Regions from separate parts of the Homo sapiens genome. Here region 2 is linked to region 1. Evidence: chromatin loops called from intact Hi-C (ENCODE). Cell type or tissue: ascending aorta. All regions are shown on one strand. Links, peaks and the distances in the headings refer to the core of each region. The heading gives the core; the rest is flanking DNA. Region 1 holds the start of USP46 (ubiquitin specific peptidase 46). Region 2 holds the start of SGCB (sarcoglycan beta).

The links. A loop is a pair of places that touch in the nucleus more often than their neighbours do. Peaks named below come from ENCODE experiments on the same cell type or tissue, not always from the same donor. Only the 100,000 strongest peaks of a DNase experiment are listed, where the experiment ranks them.
Region 2: a loop joins it to region 1, with 2.5 times the contacts of the local background. A loop is called at or near these places in 2 of 110 quality-filtered maps.

The regions. Positions count from the first base shown.
Region 1 is chr4:52,658,137-52,661,036 of GRCh38, reverse strand. USP46 (ubiquitin specific peptidase 46) reads left to right here and starts at 1,736. Exons shown (of 9, transcript NM_022832.4): 1 at 1,736-1,922. The coding sequence starts at 1,887. It overlaps USP46-DT (USP46 divergent transcript), which reads right to left and starts at 1,631. Exons shown (of 2, transcript NR_125363.1): 1 at 1,361-1,631; 2 at 1-145. RefSeq lists silencers at 1,323-1,752, 1,763-2,282. In ascending aorta, for the core only: no CTCF peak of the experiment used is centred there; DNase peaks (open chromatin) are centred at 1,046, 1,646 and 2,139; H3K4me3 peaks cover 2,274 bases; H3K27ac peaks cover 2,180 bases.
Region 2 is chr4:52,037,023-52,039,922 of GRCh38, reverse strand. It overlaps SGCB (sarcoglycan beta), which reads left to right and starts at 1,624. Exons shown (of 6, transcript NM_000232.5): 1 at 1,624-1,696. The coding sequence starts at 1,664. RefSeq lists a silencer at 1,412-1,851 and an enhancer at 2,092-2,211. In ascending aorta, for the core only: no CTCF peak of the experiment used is centred there; DNase peaks (open chromatin) are centred at 1,262 and 1,572; H3K4me3 peaks cover 2,202 bases; H3K27ac peaks cover 1,848 bases.

The DNA of each region.
Region 1 (2,900 bases), core at 214-2,713:
GGTCATAGTTCAGTTGTTTCCTGTCTTCTCTCTTCTCTTCCTCTCCCAGAGTGCTCAGCCCAGGTTACCACACCAACTTAATCTGTAACATTTCGGTAAGTCATCTGGGCAGGATCCTTGATCCTCTAAGCCTTATGTGACTGATCTGCAAAAAAGGAGATAATAGCATGTACCAGCTGATAGTTATGGTGGCGATTAAAGGAGATCAGGAATGTAAACATTGGGTGCAGTGGTTCACGCCTGTTGTCCCAGCGCTTTGGGAGGCCAAGGTGGGATGATTGCTGGAGCCCAGGAGTTTGGGATGACTCGGGGCTGCCCAGCCTCAGGCTGGGCAACATAGCGAGAACCTGTCTCTTAAAAAACAGAGAGAGAGAGAAGAAAATCAGTCATGACTTACAATGGAAGAAATTATCATCAGGATGTATTTGGAAATAATATTTAGGTTGAAAGACTTAAGCAGGAATATTATTTCTCATGTCCACTGGAAAACACAGTGACATGACTCCCAAAACCTTCAGTCAACAAGTCTGTCTTACTGTTTCCTCCCCAGATTCTAGGGATATTAGCAATCAACGGCTCTCAAATCTTTACTCTTGGTTAGATAAAAGCTATCTTCAACTAATTTTTCTTCTGATTCAATTTGTCATTAAATACACTGATCTAAGAATTTATCACGCATCTCACTTGTACAATTTCTCCTTTGAAAGCATCGAATTGCAACCTTGTATGTGTAACTGTTCCACACATTCAGAAACGGGCCCCTTCAATTCGCGTGGACCTATCTGCTAAGTGGTGCACAGACTCGCGCTCTGAGCCCGCAGCCACGACCTTTAATGCGGGAAATGTGCATGATCCCATACAGCGCCCATCTCAACAACTAGAGGCTGGGTGCACCCGAGAGGGGTATGCCTGCCTTGAAGATATGGAAAAGTTTTGTTTTCGTTCTTTCCACTCCTTGGACAGTCCCTAGTGCTTGCGCGGAACCGGGACGTCTCCTTTGGACCCGCTAATGTCACAAGCCGCCCGAGCGCGCCGCTGCTGGCCTCCGCCCAGACCCGGATTCCTCCCCCTTCCCGGCGCCCTTTCTCGGGCGCCCGGCCCGCAGCTGGCGAGGGCTCTCTGACCGCTCCGGTGTCCTCGCCCCATTTTACTTCTTGGGTCCCCGCCGGTGCCATCTGGTTGGAACCCTCGGGAGGAACTAAAAGTTGGACGTCGCCACCCCTACCCCTCGCCAAAAAATAAACACCGGGGGCTGCCGAGGCCCGCCAGGAGGAAGGCGACGAGGAAAAAGCGAGGACGGAAGGCGGCCCCGGGTTCGCCCCGGCCTGGGCCGCCCGCTTCCCCACCCCGCGCACCGTACCGTCCCCGGCTCCCTGGCTCCCCGACGGCGAGGAGGGCCGCCGCTTCCGCGTCGGGGTCGGCCGGGGGACCTGCGAGGTGCGGCTGCCGCAGCGGCGCGCCCCGGAGCCTGGCCCGGCATTCCAGTCCGAATAGAAAGAGGCAGGGAATCAAATGGAAAAGCAGGAGGCCAGGCCTGGGCGGGCGAGCTGGGAAGGAGGCGGCGCGGCGGGGCCCGGGAACCCAGCCTGGAGCGCTCTGAGCGGCCGGCTCGGACTCACGCGGCGCGCCCGGGCCGCCCCTCCTCCCCGCGCCGCCGGCCGCGGCCCAGGCTCCCTCGCTCCGCCACTCCCCGCCCCTCCGCGCTCCCTCCCCGCCCTCCCCGCGCCGCCGCCTCCTCCTCCCGGCCTCCCTCTCCCAGCCAAACTGAAAGCCGGACCCCAGGCCGCCGCGCTGCCGCCCGGCCTCCCCGCCAGCGCGCCACCATGGGCAGTCCCGGTTTCCCCTTGTAAAGATGGCGGTGAGGGATCGCTGCAACCTTTAGACTAATGACTGTCCGAAACATCGCCTCCATCTGTAATATGGTGAGTGGCCGAGCCGCCTCGGGGTCGCGCCCGACTCGCGGCGAGGCAAAGAAAGGGAAGCCCGAGCTGCACACACGCCCGGTGGCTGGGGCGGCGGGGGCGGCGGGGTCCGCGCCGCCAGAAGTTCCCGGCCCCCGAGCTGGGCGCGCGGCCGCAGCCACCTCAGCGGCCGGGGAGGGTCCCCGAGCCCCCGGCGCCCGTCTCAGCCCCGGGACCTCGGAACCCGCCCGGCGATCCCGGGGCCGCGCTGCTGCGCCCCCCGCCCTCGGGTTGCGGTGGAAGCGGCTTGAGGGAAGGGAAGCGACCGAACCTGAACGTCCCCGGGGAGGGGGTGGGGGATAAGCTGGAGGTGGGGGGCACCCATCCTCTTCTTGCGGTCAAGACAGCCTTATTGGACGTCCAGACTGCCCTCATCTCATTTTGAGTTCAGTCCTTCCGAGGTGTTTAAAATTCACTTTGCAATAGCAATTGTGTATCTGGAGAAATCGGAAATGTAATAAAGCTGTAAAAAAAGTGCAAAATTGTGGCTGGAGAAGTGAACTTCAACCTGGTTTGAAAAAGCACCGTAATTTGCTCCGCATGCCTCAGTTTCCCCATCTGTGAAAAAGGGACAAGGCTCTGTGGCGGTAATATTTGCAGGCCCTAAGGGTGGGGCGGGCTGTGGGCTTGGAGGAGGTCTCCAGGGTTATCCTGCCTGATCCGCTGTAGACCTAGGGGAGGCTGGCGGGCATGGATACAGCCAGGGACATCACTGGGTTCTGATGCAGTCCGAGCCCATGATGCGGTGGTCACTTTAATTTGGGTTTCCCCCATTGCTTTCCCTTTTTCTGTAGGAAGAACCTCCAGCCCTTGGGTCCCCAGGCTGGACCCTGCTGGCGCCTCCACTTGTCAGAGCCTTTGGGGAGCTCAGATTGGAGTAAGGCATTGCTGTCCCTTGCAGGGTGAGATGATGTGTGTTTTGCCTACATTCTTTAGACT
Region 2 (2,900 bases), core at 401-2,900, 620 kb after region 1:
CTTTAAAAGAGAATAGAAATTGGCATTAAGAATAGTGGGATGTCCTGTCAGAGATGGACATCAGCGATGAGGAAAGAATCCAAGAGAAGGTGATATTCAAATAGCCAAAGGAGCATTTGGTTTCAGGAAAATTGGCTACCAGGTATCTCACCACCTAAGTGGGAGGGAGGTTGGCAAAATCAAGTCAGGGCTTAGAAATTGGGATACTGGGCAGATTTCTAAGATATCTATTAAGTTTAATTACTGTGCTAGACATTGGAGATTAAACGATGAGTAAGACACCTACCTTCCAGATAGAACACACCATCTTTTGAATGAAATCAGCAGGTAGACAAGATAAAAATACAATGCAATCTGAAGTGCTAGAAAAGGCTAGGCACACAGTTAAGGAACAGATCTGTGGGAGCCTCTGAAGCCTTTAGAGAAAATATGACGTTTGAATAGAATAGTTCTTGAAGGATGAATAAGAGTGCGCGTGCCAGGGAAGAAGAACTTTCCCAGCAGAGAGAAAAACGCAAAGCTTAGGAATTAAGGACTAGAAGATAGGAACTCAGAATCAGTTAAAAGCCCAGTTGTGCAAATTGATCAATGAGACCACAGGCAGAATATTAACACAGAGCCTTACTGCTGACTCCTGCATCATTGGGCTTTAACTTAGAATTTTCCTGCCTAAAATGCATGTTTGTCCCACAGACTCAGAGAGGAGTGAGTCTAGAGATATGAGTCAAGTGGTTCCAGCATTTAGGAAAAAAGAAATGCAGAGAGACTGATGACCAGCTAGGTACTGACTCCCACTGAATTAGACAGTACTAGGGCCCAAAGGTGCTTATTAGAAGTGATTCAGCTACATGAGGAACAGTTGCTATTGACTTCACTGCATTTTTTTTCAGCTAAAATAATTATTGGATTATATCTACAACAGGGAACAATGAATGTCTACTCAAGTAACTCGTACATTTGAGTGGCTTCCCGGTGTTCAGTAAATGTCCGTTCAATTAGGTTCCCGAGGATATACATGGTAACACTATCTCCAACACTAAATGAAAAATCCATCCCCAGTATCGCAGGATAAAAACATCAGACTTCATAGGCCTCCGAAGTCAAGCAGCCCGAAGGATTCAACGTCCTCCTTGAGGACTCTCAGTCTTCAAGACTCCAGCCACCTAAGTGACCACTCGTTCACTTCTGCCCACGCAGTCACCACGCCGGTCCGCGTCCACTTGTGGTCTCGATATCGGCCCCTCCCACCCTAGCCAAGGAGACCTTGGTCCGAGAAACAAAGAGAGCCTCACAGCTCCGGATGGCACCGATCTTTCAGCGATGGGGAACAAAGGGGAAGGGGAGAAGCGTCCTCGATTTTTGAGGGTGCCCTTTCTGAGGAATCTGCAGGCGGCCCGGGGTGGAGCGGAATCCCCATAGGCCCCTTCTGGCCCCTGTGCAATACAACGCGCCCCAGGCCAAGGTCCTAGGTGCAGGGGCCGCCGCAGAGCCTGAGCCCGCAGGGCTGGGATGCGGGTCGTCAGGGATGCGGGCTGGGGAGGGGAGGGTGTGAGCAGCGGGTGCCCCCAGTCCCCGCCAGGGCGCAAGCGCAGGCGCGCAGGGTGCGGTCGCGGAGGGGCGGGCACAGTCGGGCGGGGAGCTCGGCGGCGGCGGGCGCGGGAAGATGGCGGCAGCGGCGGCGGCGGCTGCAGAACAGGTCTGTGAGTACCGCCGCGGCCGCGGGCTGGAGGAGCGGGGGAGGCCGCGTCCTGCCGGCTGGGCCCGCGGGAGCCCTGGCCGGGGGTGCGGGGGGCGCGGGCCGCAGGGTCTGGGTTCGGCGGGGCCGATCGGGGCGGGGCGGGGCGGGAGGAGCTGTGCCCCGCCGAGGATGCTGGCACAAGCTAGGGACCAGGAGCCAGGGGCGGCCTCGGGCTCGGCCCGGCCTGGCTGATCCTCGGAGGGGGTGAGGAGGGGTCTCCTTCCGGAGAGCCTGGGAGGCGGTCGAGCCAGCCTGGAAGCCTGCGCTGGGACGTGCCAGGGACGTACCCCGTTCAGCCGCCAGCAGAGATTTGGATAAAAATAACCGCAGCCCCAGCGAGAAGGCTCCTCTTACAAGAAACGGGTCAGCTGTTGCCCCGGTGTCAGCTTGCCATCTTTGTTTTTTGTTTCTGCCATCTCCAATATGCAGACATCCCAGATTTCCCCTCACGCTTTGGTTTTTGAAGATTTAGTCACCAGTCTAAAACTATCTCCTGTTCACTTTTAAAAATGATTTATCCAAGATTTCCTGACCTGCATTGTAAACTTGTAACTTAGAATGGTTTAAAAGGCTCCTCATCCCCCCAAAATCTAGTTATACGTATGCATACATGTACATGCATATGTGTGTGTGTTAATATATACATACACGTAATCGCTAGGGTGATTTATTGTAATACAGATAATTTTCAGTAACTTTCCCCCTTACCTAACTTACTTTTCCTTTGAACAATTATAGTAGTTTCTCTTTAAAAAGTCTCATTCTAAAACATTGTTGAAAAAAATGAGTCAAGTTTTGACCTTTGGAACGATTTTCTTAGATAATTAACTTTTTAGAGACCTATTAGATATATGTCACTGGAGGGCTCATTCTGAAGATAAAAGACGTAAAATCTCTCTTCAAGGAGCTTAAAGTCATACAGCCAAATACATGCAGAAAAAATCAGCTAAAGACAATAGGCAGGCTGCAGATTTGTAACAGTAAAATAAAACATAGAGGAATGAGTGAAACTGAAAGGAGACAAAACTTCTTGGAGTTGGTATTTAAATTGTGCCTTGGCTTTCCTCATTTCCCGCCTAAGTTATCAGCTTCTGTTTCAGATGATTGTTTTTCCATCTGGTTCTATTTTTGCTTTACACATAAGTGGGGCAGTCTGATCCGT